2 separate regions of the Homo sapiens genome follow, and region 1 is linked to region 2. The links are chromatin loops, found by intact Hi-C in ENCODE. Cell type or tissue: PC-9. All regions are shown on one strand. Links, peaks and the distances in the headings refer to the core of each region. The heading gives the core; the rest is flanking DNA.

Region 1 (9,390 bases), core at 1-8,000, 350 kb before region 2:
TACGTGACAGCTGAGACAATGGTCTCACTTGGGCCAGGCAGCACCTTGCTTCAAGAGGCGGTCGGATTAAGGGGCCTGGCTGCCCAGGGTCAGACATGGTGGGGCATTTCCATGGGCTGTGCCAGGTGGCCATCACCCACCTCAGAAGCCAGGCCAGGGGACAGGACTCTGCAGCAGCCGGCAGCCTCTGCTCAGCATCCACTCTGTGCCCACCGCTGCCCATCCCCAGACTCACGTGTGAGAGAGCTCAGGAAACTCCTGGCACAGCCAGACACACTGGGCTTCGGAGTCATGGTGCCTAGAGTCAGGTTCCTCGGGCTCTCTCTGGCCTGTGCATCCTCAGCCGTAACATGAGGACGCGGGGCGGTGGAGTACCGTGTGCAGAGCGCTCAGCACACACGGCGGGCTGGCCTGCAGGCAGCCCCCTGGCCCACGGGAAAATGCCTGCCAGGGCTGCCTGACTTGCATTCCCATGAATTTTAATGGTCTGGTTGTTTGGAATTCCAGACATAGAAATTGTCCTGACCAGCGCATTCGCATTCGAGGAAGGTATTCATAAAGGGTACCCATGCCTGGGGCTGCCTGACGCGGCCCCACCAGCTCCTGCCATGGGCTGCGGCCAAACGCCCTGCTGCAGGAGGGAGCTGGGAGCCGCTCTGCTGACCATTAGCACACCAGAGCACTCGGCTGCTTCATTCAAAGTGTTTTTTAAGGGACTAAAATGAGACTTTAAAAATTTTAAATCATACCCTTTCCAGGCAACACATGTAATTTCTCGTTGGCAATTTTGAATAAGCCAATTCAAAAATTTTCTGCATAGAGAAACAATCTAATGACCATCTCTTCAAACAAGCTGTCCCAAAATGTAGTGGACTTTAGTGGCTAGCAATGAAAAAGCACAGACACAGACAATTAAAAATTAGTGATGAGATTTGACACACATGGAGCTATTCCTACATGAAAAGTTCAGCCAGAAAAGAAAAAAAATATTTTTTCGAGAGAGAGAGATGAGAGAGAGAGAGAGGTGAGTGGCCCAAGGAGACTAATACCCACTCAGTCCTGGCATCTCTCCTCGTGGGGAGGCACTCATCTTTAGGACTTCAAGGAAATACTCATTCCTACGGTTTTGGAAAAGGAGCCAATTAATGATCGGCAATTTGCGGGTGTTCCGGGGAAGGATAAGCCCGTTAGATGTGAACTGGCGAGACCGCACAAACTCTAGGCGCCACGAGACACACGGGGGAGCCGAGGACAGCGATCCCGCCAGGCAGAAGCGAAGCAGTGCCCGGCCGAGAGGCATGGAGCAGGCGCGGGGCAGGCACAGGGCAGGCCCACGCCCGCCCGGCCGCGGGAACCCTGATGTGCGCTAGCCACGAGAAAGCCCATGCGATGAGAGAGGACAAAGGGGAAAAAACCCGGATAATTACTACTGCTGTGTTCTTTGCCTAGGCAGAGACGCTTCAGGGCAGACCCTGCAAGGGAAAAAGAAACGACACAAGACCACAGGGTTAGGCAGAACAGCACACACTGGGACACGCTACCACACTAAGCAAAAGTCGTCAGTGTGCAGGGAGGGGCAGACACAGGCAGCAGTTCAGAGAGAGGGCCGACCCGGCCGGGGGAAACGGGGCAGCCCCTGGAGAGAGGGTGCAGGCTCCCACGAGCTTCGCCGAGGGGGCAGAGGTGCCAGGGCCAAGCCCCTAAGCTTCAGGGAGAAGTGTTTGTCTCTAGAAGCATATTCTAAGAAAAGTAAAAGAGAAAGAAAAAAGAAAAGAAAAAAGAAAAAAGCAAAGCACACCGCTTGGCTTTCAAACATCAGGCTTCTGGGAGCCCCACTGATGGAGGCAGGACACCCTGCTGAGTCGGCCACGGGAGCTCTGGAATGGAGCTGGGCACAGCTGGGCTTGGCCGCCGAAGCCCATCGGAGGTTTTCCAAGTGCAAAAAGATACATTGTTTTGCAGGTTGGAGGCCAAGTCTGGATCTCAGATGGCTGCCTCAGATGAGGTCAGCGGCAAGTGTTGAGTAGGGGACTCGAGGGTTTCTATCTAGGGGCTGACCTCAATGTCTGGGGACACTACCGCCTCATTAACAAGTCAGTATCCACAAGGGGTAGGGCAAGGCCTCAGCCTGGAACATTTCTGGCCTCCTTCTAACTGGGACCACCACTAAACCGACTGGTCCCAACTACCCAGAGGGCACCTGGTATACACTGAATGCAATGTCCTAGCCAGTCAGTGCCCAGCCTGGTGGGGACAAGGTCCCCAGGGCAGGCTGGGCCGGAAGGCACGGCCATCCCTGCTTATCCTATAGGCAGGCAGAGCTGGGACGGGCAAGCACAGGCTCAGACTTCCCCAAGGTCACTCGGCAAAGCCTCACTAGCACAGAGGCTCTGTCTACACTCCAGCCCACGGCCCCTTGCCAGGAGCACACTCCCTCCGCAGCAGGAACACGCTCCTCAGCGCTGTTCCCGGGAGACCTAAAAAGGAGCGACTCTGATCTTGCAGGGACTCAGAAAACCTGGCAACGTCTGCCTTCCTTCTCCAGAAGGGCTCATGCCTCCTGCCTCGGGGGACAGCGGGCAACTTGTCGTCCAGCTCCTTGGCCCAAGCTCGGCCTGAGTTGTGCATCCTGGACTTGGAAACCTAGCTCAACTATTTTTAGTCCATTCTGTCTGTTCCTGAGCTAGTGTGGGGAAAGGTGAGGTGGTGTTCTGTTGCAGACTTTACTGTTCTAATAAAAAGGAGGGAGCCCAGCGGGAGGGATCCAGACCAGTGGGCTCTGGGTGAGCAGCTCCGAAGGGCTGTTCCCTGGCTGCTCTGTTCTGAGATGAAACCCTGCCAGGAACACAGAGCTGATATCCCCTCAATGGCTCACTCAAGTTTACAGGGGAGGTATGGCTGGTTTTCTGTAGTGCAGGAGGGGCCCCTGAAGTCTGTGATGCAGGCTAGGCTAGGATCCAATATGTAGGGGCACTGGGTGAGCACCAATTTCCCTGGCAGGCTTTGTCGGGGGCTGTGGCCCATGGTCCCATGTAGACAGTCCTAAGCCAGGTGCTTCAAAAAGCTGCTCTGTGTCTATCTGGCAGCTCTTGGTGTGGCTGGAACTCTACATTCAGTGCTAATTCCTGGCTGTTGCCATGCTGGGAAGAACACCATCAAACAGGCCGGCTGCCGGCTGGGAACCACCAGAGGGAGCCTGGACCTGCGATCAGAGCTGGGACTCACTCACTGTCCTGGGAACCTGGGGTCTGGAGTGTCTGGAGGACACGGCACCTGCTCAGAGCCAGGGAGCAACCCTGGCCCACGGAGGCCTCCACGGGCCCTTCCTAAACTTGGGCCCCTCCTAAACTTGGGCCCCAGTGACCAGTGTGCAGACGGCTCCTAGACCTCCAGACAAACTGATGGGTGCCAGTCTTTCAAGGCCATGCTGTCGGACGCCACTCACTGCAGACAACTGGGCTGGGGCAGAGACCTCCCCACACTCTGGACAGCCCTGCCCGTCCTTAGGTGGCTCCTTAGTCCACCTCTCCAGAGCCTCGGCCTCGATTGGGCCCTGCCCCTCACTTGCCCACCATGCAGATGGCACCCAAAGACAGCCCCCACCTGGCCCCCTGCCACTCGCTCTGTGCCAGGAAAAGCACCCCCACCTCCTGTCCATAAGGCAGCAACGGGAGAACAAAGGAAACTTTCAGGAGGCTGCCAATTGACGCCAGGCCCACCTCGGTCTCCCTGTGGGGCTTCCATCCCCAGCCAGGCCCAGGAAGAGGCGGCGCCAAGGCCCTGGACTGCTCAGTGGTGCTGGGGCGGGGGCTTGGCAGCCTCATCCCAGCTGTTGGGGGATCCGCTGCTTTCTTCCCAGAATGTAAAAGTGGCAGCACACAGGACGACAGGAGGGCCGGCTCTTGGACTTGGCATCTCCTGCTTTTGTGCAGCCGACATCAGCTGAAGCCCCCCAGGCGCAAGTGGAGGCTCCCTCCCCACTCCAGCCATGGCACAAAAACAGCCTGCTCTTGGGTCAACGGCCCTGCCCTCTGGGTAGCCCGAGCACCTGCCCCATCCAGACCCTCAGCCTGTGGCCAAGAAGACATCTCAACCAAGAAGGATTCAAACTGAGGGTGTGTGCCTGGGACAGGGGGACTAAAAAGTGGTCAGCCCCTGAGCAATCCCCACATTCGCTTTTCACCTCACAGGGCTCAATACTGCCCAGGAGCCCACGGGACAGCTGGGGCAGCCCACCTCCCATCATGGGTGCCCTGGCGGCTTCACCTCAGTCCCCCACAACTTCCCGCGCACCCTCAGGTGGGTCAGCCCCCGCCATGGTCAGCACTGGCTCCCTTTTCTGGCACAGGAGAAAAATGGGCATCCAGGGACAAAACCCCTTTTAAGGTGTCTACGTATTGAACAACCATGTTCTTGAGCCAAAAACTGTCCACAAAGCATGCATTGGGAAGCAGGATCTGCCTTGGCTCTGCCCAGGGAGACCTGGGGCTGTTTTCATGTTGCCTTGAGCTAAATGACCCCACATTGCACTAGGCCCCATTGCACACAGGCCTGCTCCACAGACAGCCCACAGTGGTACGCAGCACTGACCACCCTGGCTGCAGAGGTCAGGGCCTGGTGGGCGCAGTGCAGGGTGGGGGCCCTCCTCTCTGGATGCCCTCCACCCCGAGGCCTCCTGAACACCTGCTGCAAAGAGCCTCGCTGAGCATGCACTCTCTCCCCACCGGGAGGGATGAAAGCATTCCACGGTGGGAGAAGGCCTAGAAGGCATCGTGCAGTGACACCGGAGGGTCCCTGAGCCAAACATGCTGCAGCCAACAGCCAATGTGGAGAAAACCCAAAGAGATACCAGCGTGCAGAGAGAAAGGCCCACAGGGTGCCAGAACATGCCCGGTCAGGTGGGAAGATCCAGAAGGACCCCAGCTTCTGACAAGCAGAACCAACAGAACCACGACCAGAGGTGCCATCTCAGCATCTGCACCTGACCCTCCTCCCTGGCTCCAAGGCCAACATCCCTTAGAATGCACTGGGCCAGGTGTGGTGGCTCCCACCTGTAATCCCAGCACTTTGGGAGGCCAACGTGGGTGGACTGCTTGAGCCCAGGAGGTCTAGACCAGCCTAGGCAACATGGTGAGACCCTGTCTCTACTAAAAATACAAAAAAGTAGCTGGGTGTGGTGGTGCAGACCTGTGGTCCCAGCTACTTGGGAGGCTGAGGTGGGAAGATTGCTTGAGTCAGGGAAGCGGAGGTTGCAGTGAGCTGAGATCTTGCCGCTGCACTCCAGTCTGGGTAACAGAGCCAGACTTTGTCTCAAAAAAAAAAAGGGAGACTGCTCTGGGGCACTGGGTCATGTGAGCTCCCCACAGCAACTGCTGACCACAAGGGGGCATCTGCAAGCTGGGTGAGAAGTCTATGCCAAGGGGCCCAGCTCACAGGGGTTCTAAGCAGGGCCTTGCACTCCCTAGGGGTCTGTCCACCTGCTGCTCCCAGCCTCCACTGCTTTATTCCCTGTCCTGCACCTTGAGTCAGCTCGGGCCTCTGGAGGTGCCTGCTGCACTGCCCTGCTCTATCCCTGGGCACAGCCACCTGGGCACCCGCAGCCCATCCTCTGGCCTGGCCTCAACCCACCCTGCCTGGGGCCGTTTCATCTTCTCTGACCTTCACAGAGGCCAGGATCCTTCTATATTTCAAAATTTAACACATTTTGTTTTCCTGGAACTGTTTCTCTTCCAGGAAGTGGGAGTGCCCCACACCAGGGCAGTGAGCTGAAAGCTCTCCCCAGGCCCTAGGGAGCAAAGGCTGGGCTGGCTGCGCCGGCTGCCCCCCACTAGCCGCACCTTGGCATCCACCCTGCTCCTCCTCTACTTGCAGCGCGACCCCCGACCCCTCGGTGTCTTCCATACACCGACCTCAGCGTCTTCCTAGCCCATCTGCTCACACTACCCCTGCCTGCAACCCTCCCTCCTGGCCTCCAAGCCTGGCGCAATCCCACAGCTTCCGCCCAAGTCCTCAGCCTCTCAGCGCTCACAGGGCTGCGCCCACCCCTGCAGTCTTTCCCCTGGAGGTGCTTGGTCTCCTCACAGACCCCACAGCTCTCCCTTCTCTTTTGGGCTGCCCTGGGGGTTTACCCATGAGCAGCAGATGTGCCAGTGGATGGCTCAACAAGAAGTCCAGCCTCCACAGCCCAGGGGCACAGAGGCAGGAGGGGCCAGTCCCAGCCACATCCCAGGAGAGTGGCAGAGACTTCGGAGGCCTGGAGCTGATCCAGACAGGGCTTGAGAGGCGCCCAGGGCAGAGGCCCACCTGGGCTCTCCCCGGCCAGCAACTTCAGAGTGTGGGGGAACTGGGGGAGACATTATGGCCCAAAAAGACTAAGACTAAGACTTGCCTGATGGGGGCTAAGCCGTGAAAACAAGCAATACCACAAAACACAGCATGGGGGTGGAAGTGGGGCCTGGGTAGGCGCCATACCTGACACTAACACCCTGCACTGAGTCTCCCAGGTGCCCTCGCCCCCAGTGACAGCCCCAGATCGAGCCGCACATGCAGGAGCCGGAAGAGGAGCAGCAAGTGAGGCACAAGGCCAGCAGGGCCGGGAACCGGCTGCGGAGAAGGAACCACAGCCGGCTGCCATAAGAGGACCCAGAGACGCAGGGGTGGGGGGGAAGGCGCCCACTCCTCCCCAGATTCAACTCAGCAACTCACCAGACACCAGGCCACCCAGACCCCCAGACCAACAGCCCAGATGACATGGTGGCCGAAACAGGGCAGCCTGTTAAACAGGCGAACGGGAAGCCCTGGGAAGGCCCTGGCATTCCTACATGGCCCTTGTGTCCTCGAATTGCCTGCCCGGAGAATGATGACCCACATGGACCTCTGATGGGGTGGGTGGATGGCAGTGGACGCCTCCCACAGGCATGGCCTCTGGCTCCCAACAAGCACAATGTATCTTTATTGTACAAGCAAAAAGTCACGTGCCCCAAACCAGCATATCCAATCCAATTGTTGAAAAAGCTTAATTTTCCTGTTAAAAAGACAAAAGCCTAAAAATCTCACAGCTTTTGGTTCACTGGCCGATCGTCCTGAGGGTTAAAAACAAACTGCGTGCTTTGGGATGGCCCCAAGCAGGCAGAGCCTTCCCTGGAGATGGAGTTCCTGGGCACTAACTGTGTTCCAGGGGATCTGAGCAAGGCTGGGACTGGGTTTTGGCTTAGTAGCAATTGGAGGAACTGCGTCATTGACTTCATCCCTGCGGTCATGGGAGGTCACAGGAAAATACAGCAAGTAAAGTGCTCCCACTGGCTGGAGGAGGAGGAGGAGCCGGCCAAGCAGGATGCATGCTCCAAAGAAGAGCTGCCCAGGTGGCCGTCACTCTCCTATTTGGGGTTGGAGACAGCAGTGGGTGAGGAGCAATGACAAAGGGGACCAGACCTGCCCTTCCAGTGGGGAGGGGCTGGGGAGGCCCGAACTGGAGCACGTTCTCTCAGCATTTCCACATGCAGGGCACAGGGCGGTGGGTGTGCAGGGTACTGGGTGCTGGGATTTGGCCCTGGTACAGAAACCACGCCCTCCAGTGACCTTTAGAACCGTATAGGCTCGCTATGTGCATGTCTTCACAGTCCAGACACGCGTGACACACACTGTGCATCTGGAGGAGGTTGGGGTTGTCTTTTTGTTGTCGCTGGAACTGGGGACAGCGGACATGTATATTTGCCACAATTGCAACAGAAAAAAAAACTACATCCAACATAAAAAAAAAAATTAAATAAATGAGGTGACGAAAAGAATGCAAAGGGCTCCAGTCCTTCTGGGCAGAGGTGCCCGGGGCGGAAGGCAGGCCAGCCGCTGCACATGCTTTCCGTGCCCAGGCACCAGCCATGAGCATGCACACACGCTGTGTGGGGCTTGGGGGTAGGCGCTGGCGGCCGCCGCTCCAGGGGACCGGCTCATGGGGTTCCACTTTGATATTAAATAGGTGACTTCGATGGGGTGGGGGAGGCATCCTATGAAATGTATGAAAGGTAATGAAGACAGGGAGGGGGTGGGGGGAGAAAACCAAGGGCCAGGAGGTGATAAAATACAAAAGAACAAATACAGACAGATGGACACAGATACGGGTCCACTGAGGAATCGAGCACGAGGTTTGCTACTAGACTTATAGGTCACTCTCTCAGACGTTGGGTGGTAAACCGTCCAGCCTGCAAATGAATATAAAGGGAAGAAAACAAAGAGACACTCATCAAGTACAGGTTGCTGCGATTCCTCCTCCACACCAACAGCCACACCAGCCTCGTCACTTAACATCCACGGCTCCATCTAGCCCAGCCCGGAGCACCAAAGCCACTGACCATGTAATGGGAAGGAGGCAGCGGGAGAGCAGAAGAGAAGCAGCCCGGAGAGGGGCGGGCAGGGTGGGGTGGGCGGGGCGGGGCGGCTTCATGGTCACCATGATTTCTCTGGACAGAGATGGTGAGGACAGGAGAGCACCTTATTGAGCAGCTGCTGCTGTCCACGCAGCGTTGACGAGAGAATTTCCTCCTCAAGGCCAAACTCCCAGCTCGAAAGCTGTGCCCTCGTCCCCCCAGCCGTCCCTCTGGACTTTGGAAGGACCCGGTGTTTAGCACCATCTGGCTCCGCTGTGGGGGTGGGGGTGGGGCAGCCAGTGCCTGGGAACTGGCGCCGGAGCACACAGCCGGATGCCAGGTCCCCTGCCCTCCCCAGTCCTAGCCACTTCCCCAAGGTCCACTCTAGCAAAGCATCACCTCCCCCTGAGCTGCTTACAAGCAAGACTTGGTGGTGGATGGGACAATTCCATTCCTTTCATCCAAAGACTACACCTTTTTTTTTTTATCCTTTTTAAAAGAAGCCTCTCAACAGCCTTTGCCACAGCTTGCAACCCCTCTACACAACACGGGCGTGCTCCTGGGGACACCACTGAGGCCCTACGTGGCTAGCACATGCTCGGAGACAGGCAAGCTGGAAATCACCTTGGCCACGCGCTCCGCCTCCATCACTGGCTAAGCCGGAGCAGATGTCCGAAGACAGGGAGGCCCGGACGGAGCAGGGCTGCTGGGTCTGCACTGCCTTCCCGCTCAGGCCCGTGCTGTCTGCAGTGAGCCCCACACTGGCTTGGGCAGGGTCCTTAGCGGGAGGGCCTCTGCTGGAGTCAGCCAAGTGACCTGGGCGGGGGGAGAAGAGGCGACAGGCACGATGAGGCGCCGCCGGGTCGGGGCCGTGTGGATTGAGTCTGTTCTGCCTGCTTATTGCTGGGTGACCTTGGGGAAGCTCACGTCTCCTGCAGACCACAGGCACATGGCCACATCTCCCACAGAGGAGTGATGGGGAAGAGCAAAGAAAGTGCCCAGTCTCTACCAGCCCCCACTGCCGTGC
Region 2 (11,180 bases), core at 1,919-9,918:
ACCCTGTCTCTACTAAAAATACAAAAATCAGCTGGGCATTGTGACGCATGCTTGTAATCCCAGCTACTAAGGAGGCTGAGGTGGGAGGACCGCTCGAACCCCAGAGGTGGAGGTTGCAGTGAACTGAGATTGCGCCACTGCACTCCAGCCTGGGGGACAGAAAGAGACTGTCTCAATAAAAATAAAATAATAAATAAATAAATAAAAGCAATTTCTCTGGGCCTCAGTTTCCCTGTGCCAGGTGCTGCCGCAGGTGCCCTGTGAATGGTTACTCATTGGGCCCCTTCATGCCCCTGTGAAGTATGGTTATCCCCGTCTGACAACAGGGAAACTGAGGCTCAGGACACAGTGGTGTGCCCCTCCCTCCCAAAAGCTAAAGGCTGAGGTGATGTGGAGTTTGTCCCTAAGTTCCCTGCCTGTGTGAGGATGCAGAGCTACACCCAGCCGTGACAAGGATGGGGTGGACAGTGTCACCTGAGCTCGGACGCATGGGTGCTGTGGCCTCAGCCATATTGCTGAACTTAATCTTTTCTTTTCTTTTTTTTTTTTTTTTTGAGACGGAGCCTCACTCTGTTGCCCAGGCTGGAGTGCAGTGGCGCAAAGTCAGCTCACTTCAACCTCCACCTTCTGGTTTCAAAGATTCTCCTGCCTCATCCTTCCAAGTAGCTGGGATTATAGGTGCCCACCACAATGCCCAGCTAATTTTTTGTATTTTTAATAGAGACTGGGTTTCACCATGTTAGCCAGGCTGGTCTCAACTCCTGACCTCAGGTGATCTGTCTGCCTCGGCCTCCTAAAGTGCTGGGATTACAGGCATGAGCCACCATGCCCGGACACTGATGAACTTCTTGAAGACTCCATTCTTCCTCCATGAAATGGAGAAAATGTGGGATGCATGTGGTGGAGTTTTTGTGAGAAATGAGGGCTTTGCCTATGGTAGGTACTCAAGGGATCCCAGCCACCAACATCTGAATCACCGTTGCTGTGCTGTCAATGCCGGGGCCCTGGAGTCTTGGCTCCTGCCCCCTGAGGAGGCAGCCCTGGACCATCCAGATGCTTCCAGCCCAGGCCAGGAAGGACAGCAGTGCCTGCCACCACCACCTGGTTCAGCCTTCTCCTCTACAGAGGTCCCCTGTGCCAGAAGGCCAGCAGTGGGGTCCCATTAGGACCAGGGACACAAACCCAGGTACACTAGGAATACACAACTGTCGTCCTAAGAGGGTCATGATAAATTCTGGCAGCACAGCAGCAGGCTGGCTGTGGTGACCTGAAAGGTGAGGGGTTGTGGTAGGTAAGGAACAAAAAGAGGATGGGGAGGGGTTTGTGGCTTGAAAGTAGAACTGAGGCCAAGTGTCCTGTCGTCCCTGGTTGGGGTGAGTGGGAGGAAGTGGTGCCTCCACCTGGGAGTGACATCATTCAAAAAGAAACATGTTTTTGGCAGCCTGCCCCCCAATGGCCCAGTGATCATCAAATGCTGGTTATCTGCCTCTCCCACTGTGAATAGAGCTGACCTGTGGACACTACTGTACAATAGGACATTACAGAAATGATGAAGGTGACTTCCAAGGCCAGGCCATACATAACACTGCAGCTTTTGCCTTTCCTTGCTGAATCACTCACTGTGGGGGAGCTGGCTGCCATGTTATGAGGATGCTCAAGCAGCCCTGCAGAGAGGCCCATGCGGAGAGGAACTAAGGCCCCAGGCCAACAGCCAGCAACAACTTGTGATGTGTGAATGAGTCACCTTGAAAATGATCCTCAGTTTCAGTCAGGCCTTCAGATGACACTGCAGCCCCAGCCACCATCTGTAGCCTCATGAGAGGTCCCCAAGCCATAGCCAAGCCACACCCCAATACTGACCCATCAAAACTAAAGAGTTAAGTGTTTCCTATTGTTTTAAAGTGATGTAGTATTTTCATCATGAAAAAGGGCAAGGGTGACCTGAAGTTGGGGAATGGTGGGATCAGCCCACAGTGGAGAAGCAACCACCAGGAAGTATCAACACATATTCCAATTTCTCTGACCAATTATTTCACTCATGTTCCAATGGCTCAAATGAGTCCTCTACCCCGGAGGACTCCTGGTGACCATGGAGGGCTCCTGGGGACCACAGTGACAATCCATTGGTGCTATTCAATCTCAAAGCCCTTGAATAACTTTGTGGAGTCAGAGGCTCTGCAGAGAAGGCCCTGTGCCTCCAGTGTCCCTTAGCCTGTCCCTCAAGGGTGCTGCTCATCCTCCCCCAGGTGGCTCACTTCATGAGGGGTGGGTGCCTCTGATGAGAAAGGGGGTTTCCCCAGGACTCCTGCTTTGTCCCAGGGACCCCCAGTCCTGTCTTCCAGGAAAGCTGGCCATGGCCAGGGAGAGGAGCTCTGAAGTCCAGGACCCAGAGGGGCCTGTGTGGGACCACAGAGGCCAGGATGGAGAGAGCCTATGGGCAGAGAACTGTCAGCCAGGGGGAGTGCCCGCCCACCAGGAGAGAGGCCCAGGGGGAGCACCCCACTAGGAGAGAGGCCTGGAAGAGCACCCACTCACCAGGAGAGAGCCCCAGGGGGAGCACCCAATCACCAGGAGAGAGGCCTGGGTGGAGGGCCCACCCACCAGGAGAGAGGCCCGGGGGGATCACCCACTGGGAGAGAGGCCAAGGGGGAACACCCACTTACCAGGAGGGAAGCCCAGGGGCTCTACCCTGTTCAGCAGCCCCTGGCCTAATTTCTCTCAGCTGGCCTAGGGGCTCTTCCCTGGTGGATGAGTGCTCTCCCTGGGCCTCTGTCCTGGTGGGTGAGTGCTCCCCATCTGACTACAAGGAACAGAGCCCCCACAACTCTCCCATTGCCAGCACTGCACTATGACTAAGCCTGGGACTGTTACGGCACCCAGCTGGCCCTGGCTGTTACACCCCATTCCTTCCCAGGGTTGCTACCAGTTTATCCGCTGTGGGGGAAAGTGTCCATCTGACGTCTAGTAGTGACACCTGGGGTGCATTTTTTCAGGGAAGCCATCTTACCCATGGTTATTCTGCAGCCTTTGAATGGAAGGTTTAAGGAGGAAGGCAGCTCATATTTACCAAGCACACAGCATAAGGCAAACTCTGCTCTGGGCTGGTTTATGGGTGACATGAGGACGTGGGGATAGGAGGGGTCCTCATGGGGGAATGAGGACATGGGGATGGGGGACTTGGGGACACGAGGGATATGGAGACATGCAGACATGCAGACATGACAACAGGACGTAGAGGACATGAGGATATGGGCATTTTGGGACATGAGAGCATGGGAAGTGGAGGTCATGGAGACATGGGGATGTGAGGATAAGTGGACATGGGAACCTGAAGACATAGGGACATGAAGACATGAAGACACAGGGACATGACATGAGAAAATGGGGAAAGAGGACATGGAAACATGAAGAATATGGAGATATGGGGCATGAGGACATGGAGACATGGGGATATGGAGACATGGGAACACAGGGACTCGGGGACGTGAGGGATACGGGGACATGAAGAATATGGAGATGTGGAGGTTATGGGGACATGAGGAATGAGAACACGCAGACATGAGGAATGTGGAGCCACATGGACATAGAGAAATGAGGGCATGGGGGTACAGGGGACGTGGGGACGTGTGGTCTTGGAAACATGGGGGCATGGGGACACAAGGACATGGGACATGCAGACATAAGGGACACTCGCTTCAGCCATCGACCTTCCAAAACACCCACACAAATGAGCAAGGACATTTTATACAGTCTTATTAGGGCTGATTTTTTTTTTTTTTTTTTTTTTGAGACTGAGTTTCCCTCTGTTGCCCAGGCTGAAATGCACTGGACCGATCATGACTCACTGTAGCCTCGACCTCCTGTGCTCGAGGGATCCTCCCATCTCAGCCTCCTGAGTATCTGGGACCACAGGTGTGTGGCACTATGCCTGGCTAAGTTTTTATTATTTGCAGAGACGGACTCTGGCTATGTTTCCCAGGCTGACCTTGAACTCCCAGGCTCAAGCGATCCTTCTACCTCAGCCCTGCAAAGTGCTGGGATTTACAGGCATGAGCCACCCACCGAGCCTTGCCCAATGTCAGAGATGTGCTGAAGGTCCAACAACAGAGAACTAGTTCAACCAATTACCCTATTTCAAGACTTACTATAGTAATTATATTTTATTAACTAAAATAATTTTATTATAGTAATTATTTTCATTAATAAAATAATTACTATAATACAATAAATTTTGACTGGGCGCAGTGGTTCACGCATATAATCCCAGCACTTTGGGAGGCCAAGGTGGGCGGATTGCCTGAGGTCAGGAGTTCACGACCAGCCTGGGCAGCACGGTGAAACCCCGTCTCCACTAAAAATACAAAAAATTAGCCAGGCATGGCGGCAGGCACCTGTAGTCCCAGCTACTGGAGAGGCTAAGGCAGGAGAATTGCTTGAACCTGGGAGGTGGAGGTTGCAGTGAGCCAAGATCATGCCACTGCACTCCAGCCTGGGCGACAGAGCGAGACTCCATTTCAAAACTAAATAAATAATAAAATAAAATAAATTTCAAAAGCAAGACAATGTGGTATTGACATAAGGATAAATCAATGGAAATCAATGAACTAATAGATTTTCATTCATTTGTTCAATTGATTTTCAATGAAGGTGCCAGTACATATCAATAGGGAAAGATACGTCCTTTCAACAAATAGTAATGGAACATTTAGATAGCCGTACCAAAATACAAACCTTGACTGCTTACTCACACTATACACAGAAAATAGCTAGAAATGAATCCAAACCTTAATTGTGAATGCTAAAACTGTAAAGCTTCTAAAAACACATAGGTGAAAATATTCATGAATTTGTGGTTGGTAATGATTTCTTAGAGTATAAAAGGCACTAAGCCACACACAAAAAAAACTTTATAAACAACTTCTTCAACCTGAAAATATGTTTCATCAACATAGAAAACTTCTGCTTATCAAAAGGCACCATTAGGAACGTGAAAAGGCCAGCCACATATAGACTCCAAGTGATAATGATGTGTCAGTGCAGGTTCATCAATTGTAACAAATGTCTCCTCTGGGGAGGATGTTGATAAAGAGAGTGTCTCTGAATATGTGGGGTCAGGGAATATATGGGAAATCTCTGTACTTTTCTCTCAATTTTCCTGTGAATGTAAAACTGCTATAAAAAAATTAAGTCTTTAAGGCCGGGCAAGGTGGCTCATGCCTGTAATCTCAGCACTTTGGAAGGCCAAGGAGGGTGGGTCACCTGAAGTCAGGAGTTGGAGACCAGCCTGGCCAATATAGAGAAACCCTGTCTCTACTAAAAATACAAAAATTACCTGGGCATGGTGGTGCGCACCTGTAATCCCAGCTACTCGGGAGACTGAGACAGGAGAATCACTTGAACCTGGGAGGTGGAGGTTGCAGTGAGCCGAGATCATGCCACTGCACTCCAGCCTGGGTGGCAGAATGAGACCCTGTCTCAAAAAAAAAAAAAATTAAATATTTTTTAAAAATTTCAAAGGCGGCCGGGTGCAGTGGCCTGTATTCCCACTACTTTGGGAGGCTGAGGTGGGCAGATCACCTGAGGTCGGGAGTTCAAGACCAGGCTGGCCTACATAGTGAAACTTCATCTCTACAAAAATACAAAAATTAGCTGGGCATAGTGGTGCACGCCTGTACTCCCAACTACTCTGGAGGCTGAGGCAGGAGAATCACTTGAACCTGGGAAGTGGAGGCTGCAGTGAGCAGAGATCATGCTACTGCTGCACTCCAGCCTGGGCAACAGAGCGAGACTCTGTCTCAAAAAAAAAAAAAAAAAAAGAAAAGAAAATTTCAAAGACAAATCACAGATTGGGAGAAAACATTTGCAATACATATATCTGATAAAAGATTTGTGTCCAGAATACAAAAAGATTCCTACAAATCAATGAAAAAAAAAGACAAACGATTCCATTTTTAAAATGAGAAAAAAAAACTGGAACATATACTTGACTTAAGTTACCTAAATAGACAATAAGTATATGAGCTGGTGGGCAACACTGCCTGCCATCAGGGAAACTAAAAACCACACTGAGGAATGATTACAGCCCCATCTGAACCGCTACAGTGAAAAAGACTGACAATGCCACCTGCTGGCAAGGATGTGGAGCAAACGTAACTCTCAGTGTGAAACTCTCATGCTGGTGGAAGCAGAAAATTGTACAACCACTTTGGAAAACTGTTTGGCATTTTCTCACAAAGTTAAATATACACCTTCTCTATGACCCAGCAATTGCACTTCTAGGTATCTACCCAAGAGGAAAGAAAACATCTGTCCACACAAAGACCTGTACACAAATGTGCAGAACAGCTGTATTCATAACTCAAAGCTGGAAACAATTTCAAGTGTCTGACAACTGGAGAATGCGTAATAAGCAAAGTGTGGTGCAGCCATAATATGGATGGAACAGGATCCAGCAATAAAAAGGAGTAAGCCACTGATATAACAATGATGTAGAGCTGGGTATGGTGGCATGTGCCTGTAGTCCCAACTACTCAGAGGCTGAGGCAGGAGACTGCTTGAGCCCCGGAGGTCAAGGTTGCAGTGAGCTATCATTGCACCACTGCACTCCAGACTGGGAGACAGAGCAAGGCTCTGTCTTCAAAAAAAAAAAAAAAAAGAAAGAAAGCAATTATATGGATGGATCTCAAAGCCAGACACAAAAGACTGTTAGATGAAGTTCAAAGACAGGCAGAACTAGTTTCTGAAGTCAGAACAGAGGTGCCCTGTGGTACTCTGGAAGGCAGTGTCTTAGTTTATCCTGGTTATTATAACAAAGTCCCACTGGCTAGGTGGCTGAAAAGTCAAAAATTTACTTTCTCACATTCCAGGAGGCTGGAACTCTGAGATCAAGGTGTTGGCAGGGTTGGTTTCTCCTGAGGCCTCTCTCCCTGGCTTGTAGGCAGCCATCATATCCTTGTGTCCTCACGTGGTTGTCCCTCTGTGAGTCCTCAGCTCTTCTTTTTGGACACCAGTCATGACAGATCAGCACCCACTCTCAGCACCTCATTTTAACTTTGTTACCTCTTTAAAGGCCCTGTCTCCAACACAGTTACATTCGGAGGTACTGGGGATTAGGGCTTCAACATGTATTTTGCAGGGACATAGTCAGGCCCATAATAGTCCCCCAAAGTGAGAACAAGGCAAGGATGCCTGCTGTCACCACTCTTATTCAACACAGTGGAGAAGGTTCTAGCCAGTGCAATAAAACAAGAACAGAAACGAAAATGCATGCTGAGCAGAAAGGAAGAAATAAAATTGTCCATGTTTGCAAATGACATGACTGTCTACAAAGAAAATGCCAAGAAGCGAAAACAAACAAACAAACAAACAAACAAAACTCCCAGAACTAGTATGTGAATTTAGCAAGGTCAGGGATACAAAATCAAGTCACAAAAATCACTTTAATTTGTATATACTGGCAATGAACATGCAGACATGGAAATGAAAACTATGTTGTCATTTACACATTAACTGTGGTACATCCATGCCACACAACAGCACTCAGCAATAACAAGGAAACACTATTGACACACACAGCAGCCTAGATGTGTGATGATTCCCCTGCATGAATTCCCTTAGAGGAATCCCAAGGGATTATGCTGGTGGAAGAAAGATAATTTCAAAAGATTACATGCTATATGACTCCGTTTATATAACATTCTCAAAATGACAAAATTGTAGAAACAGAGAACAGATTGGCTGCTGTCAGGGGCAGGCAGGGAGCAGGTGGACATCAAAGGGCCACAGGAGGCTCCCTGTGCTGGTGCTGCTCTGTGTCTTGACTGTACCAGTGTCAAGGTCCGAGCTATGATATGGTCCTATATCGTTTTGCAAGCTGTTACCACTGGGAAATCCCGGGTAAAGGCCCACAGTATCTCTGCATTATCTCTTATGTGTCTATACAGTCATTTCAAAATAAAAAGTTTAATTAAACAACTAGCTAGTGGCATCCCTTGGCTCTATTTATTTTTATTTTTATTTTTGAGAGGGAGTTTTGCTCTCTTTGCCCAGGCTGCCTCAGCCTCCCGGGTAGCTGGGATTACAGGCATGCACCACCATGCCTGGCTAATTTTGTATTTTTTTAGTAGAGATGGGGTTTCTCCATGTTGGTCAGGCTGGTCTCGAACTCCTGACCTCAGGTGATCCGCCCACCTCAGCCTCCCAAAGTGCTGGGATTACAGGTGTGAGCCACCGTGCCTGGCCATCCCTTGCCTCTTAAGAGAAGCAGTGAGCCTACAAGTGACTCACAGTAAAGCTGGAATCCTCAGCGTCATCTCAGAGTTGGCCCGGCTGGAACCTGGCCCTTGCAGCCTCCCAGCCTCATTCCTGGCCTCTACAATGATTGGGAGCACCTCTCCCTACCCTCACGGGCCTTGCCTCTCACGTCTGTTCCCTCTGCTCCTTGGCCACCTGACCACACCAGCTTTAGAGCTTCCCTCTGGGTGCAGCTGGCTCTCGGACACATAGACACCATATCGCCATCACTCTCCAGGCAGACCGTGAGTTCCATGAATGCAGGCAACGATGCTCCAAGCATCCTCTAATTTCTCCTTTTCCAGAAGACAAAGCTGTGGTTCAGAGAGGTGGAGGAAATGTCAAGGCCACGATACTCAGAGCCTAGCAAGATGCAGCTGAGGTGGCTGGTCTCTAGGACACAGCCCAAGGTGCAGGACAAAGGGGAACCAGGAGGCCAGGGCTCAGGGGAGTAAAGAGCTTGGAAGTAAGAGTCCCATTCAATGACCAGGACACTGAGGTTCAGAGAGGCCAAAGTGCGGTCACTCAGTCAGTCAACAACCATTTGCTGAGCGGCTCCTAGGACACAAGAATCCTTGGGAGATGGCCCCTGAGGAAGGAGCAGCTCTGGCCTGCAGAGACCCTCATGGCTGCCACTTCCTGTGCAAGGTGACCCCGGCCCCTGCCCTTCTGCTCACTTATTAGGGTCACAGCCAGTCACTTGGGCCACACGGGCACAGGACTCAGAGCCCGGCTGCTTCTCCAATCACCTGCCTGCTTTTGGGAACCGAGAACCACAGCTCTTGGATCCTTCCCAGAACCCTTGAGACCCAAGGATTGGACAAAGTGCCCATGTTGAGTTACTCTCATTCTTCTGACAAGACAGGGGAAAGCCACAAAAATACCACACTAGCTAGGGCAGGAAGTGGGTGGGACCAGAGTAGTCATTCCTGTGTGGCTTTGGATGGGGTCCAAGGGTGGTGCACCTTTGTCAGCGTTCAGGCTCCAAGACAAATCCTACTCAACATGTGACCTAACAATAGACAAGACCCAAGGAAATGAAAGCTCCTGGCAGAGAGGCTGTGTGAAACCCTGAGAGTGACCGTCTCTGGGTGGTGAGCTTCCGGGAATTTTCATTTGCTTCTTGATGCTTCTCAGTAACATATAAATTTCTACGTAGAACATTATATTTGCATTTGGGAGGAAAGCCAACCTGTTTAAAAATACAAGAATCGAAGTTGTTCATTGGAGATTCCCAGCCGGGAACTATTGCCCAGTGAAAGCCAGCTGTCTCCATGTCTGTTTACATATGGAAAATTTAATTTCTACTTAGCTGTCCTAAATCTCTCTAATGAAAGATGTGGTTGAGAAACCAAAAAAAGAAGGGATACTGAGTGTAATTCTGCTTTCTGAAAACACATTTTTTGCAAAACATTTTCTAGGTTACTTTAAATTGAAATTACATTTGGTCCAAAGGCAGACAATATTTCCTAAACCTTGGCACTGCCCTTAACTTTACCTGCCTTCCTCCCAGGCAGGCAGCTGGGAGAGTGGACAAGCCCAGATCTGGAACTGTGAGGCCCGTGTGCAGGTGACATTGTGTGAGCCCCTTCACCCCAACATGGGGAAAATATCCCTGGACACCAAGTTCCTGGGGGCTCCCTGGGAAAATGTGTGTAAAATGCTACAGTGTGAGCAGCGAGAAGCTGGCTAGTCATCACTCACTATACCTCATTTCTTAAAAGTTGCTTTAAAAATATGTGATGCTTTAGTCATCTTGGCCAAAGTGGAGAGGCAAGCCCAGCTTCAAACTCTTAGACCAAGTGGCATTTTGAGAGCTTTCCACTCAGGAGACGTAATTACAGAGCGGCTCTGGCAGTTGGCTATGATAACATTAGAGCCTGAAGTGGAAGCGATTGTTTCTTATCCTTAACAAAGAGCCCTGATGTGTCTATACTTACACAAAAGTGCTGCATCTGGTGCATTTTTTTTTTACCCTGTAGGAAAAAATTATCAATGTGTAAATAGAGAATGATATACATTAAAAAATAAGGCAATAAAGGGGTGGCCACGCCCCCACTCAATCAGGCCCTGAATAAAGGATAATTCCAGCATTGTTATGCGGCAGCTGCACAGCGTCAACCAGAAACACTCATATGCCCAGGGAGGTGCGGGTCCTTTCCTATGCACTCCATGTCCAATCCAGACATCACATTCTGCCAAGTGGTATTCTCACAATCACTTGGATCCACCGTTTACTATTCAATCCTTAGTCTAAGCTCCTGATCAACCAGAGGCTATTCAGAATGCAACAACACATGTTTATTTAGGTTTCCTTTAAGGGCAGATGCTGAGCTGGAGGACCTCGGGGGAAGAAGTAATCAGAAAGCTTAGAACTGGAGGCACCTAAGGGTGATCACAGCAGCACTATTCTAAAGAAGAAAAAAGGGAAAGAATGAAGGAAGGAGGAAAAAAGGGAAGGAAAGAGAAAAGGAAGGAAGGAGAGAAAGAAGGAAAGAGAGAAAGAAGGGAGGGAGTGAGGAAGGAAGAGAAGGAGAAAGAGGGGGAAGGAGGGAGAGATTTGAGCCACACTTGCTCAACCTTCATAATGTTAAGGAGGGCCTTAGGATTGGAGGGTAGAGGATGGGATGGGGGGGCCTTCAGCTTTAAAACAGTTTGATTTTCGGGCCGGGCGCGGTGGCTCACACCTGTAATCCCAGCACTTTGGAAGGGCGAGGCAGGCGGATCACGAGGTCAGGAGATCAAGACCATCCTGGCTAACACGGTGAAACCCCGTCTCTACTAAAAAATACAAAAAATTAGCCGGGCGTGGTGGCGGGTGCCTGTAGTCCCAGCTACTTGGGAGGTTGAGGCAGGAGAATGGGGTGAAGCCAGGAAGCGGAGCTTGC

The links. A loop is a pair of places that touch in the nucleus more often than their neighbours do. Peaks named below come from ENCODE experiments on the same cell type or tissue, not always from the same donor. Only the 100,000 strongest peaks of a DNase experiment are listed, where the experiment ranks them.
Region 1: it touches region 2 in a loop (24-fold over the local background); 17 of 110 quality-filtered maps call a loop at or near these places.

The regions. Positions count from the first base shown.
Region 1 is chr9:93,298,859-93,308,248 of GRCh38, reverse strand. It overlaps WNK2 (WNK lysine deficient protein kinase 2), which reads right to left. Exons shown (of 30, transcript NM_006648.4): 25 at 8,988-9,179; 26 at 8,100-8,198; 27 at 1,428-1,472. Among named protein-coding and RNA genes, the nearest start is that of WNK2, 120 kb to the right of the region's middle. RefSeq lists enhancers at 976-1,880, 6,136-7,048, 8,997-9,390. In PC-9, for the core only: CTCF peaks have their summits at 3,178 (motif pointing right), 5,199 and 5,400 (motif pointing right); a DNase peak (open chromatin) is centred at 5,398.
Region 2 is chr9:92,952,314-92,963,493 of GRCh38, reverse strand. All of the region lies in intron 1 of FGD3 (FYVE, RhoGEF and PH domain containing 3), which reads right to left. Among named protein-coding and RNA genes, the nearest start is that of FGD3, 10 kb to the right of the region's middle. RefSeq lists an enhancer at 9,315-9,414. In PC-9, for the core only: a CTCF peak has its summit at 6,105 (motif pointing left); DNase peaks (open chromatin) are centred at 6,123 and 9,263; H3K4me3 peaks cover 608 bases; H3K27ac peaks cover 2,004 bases.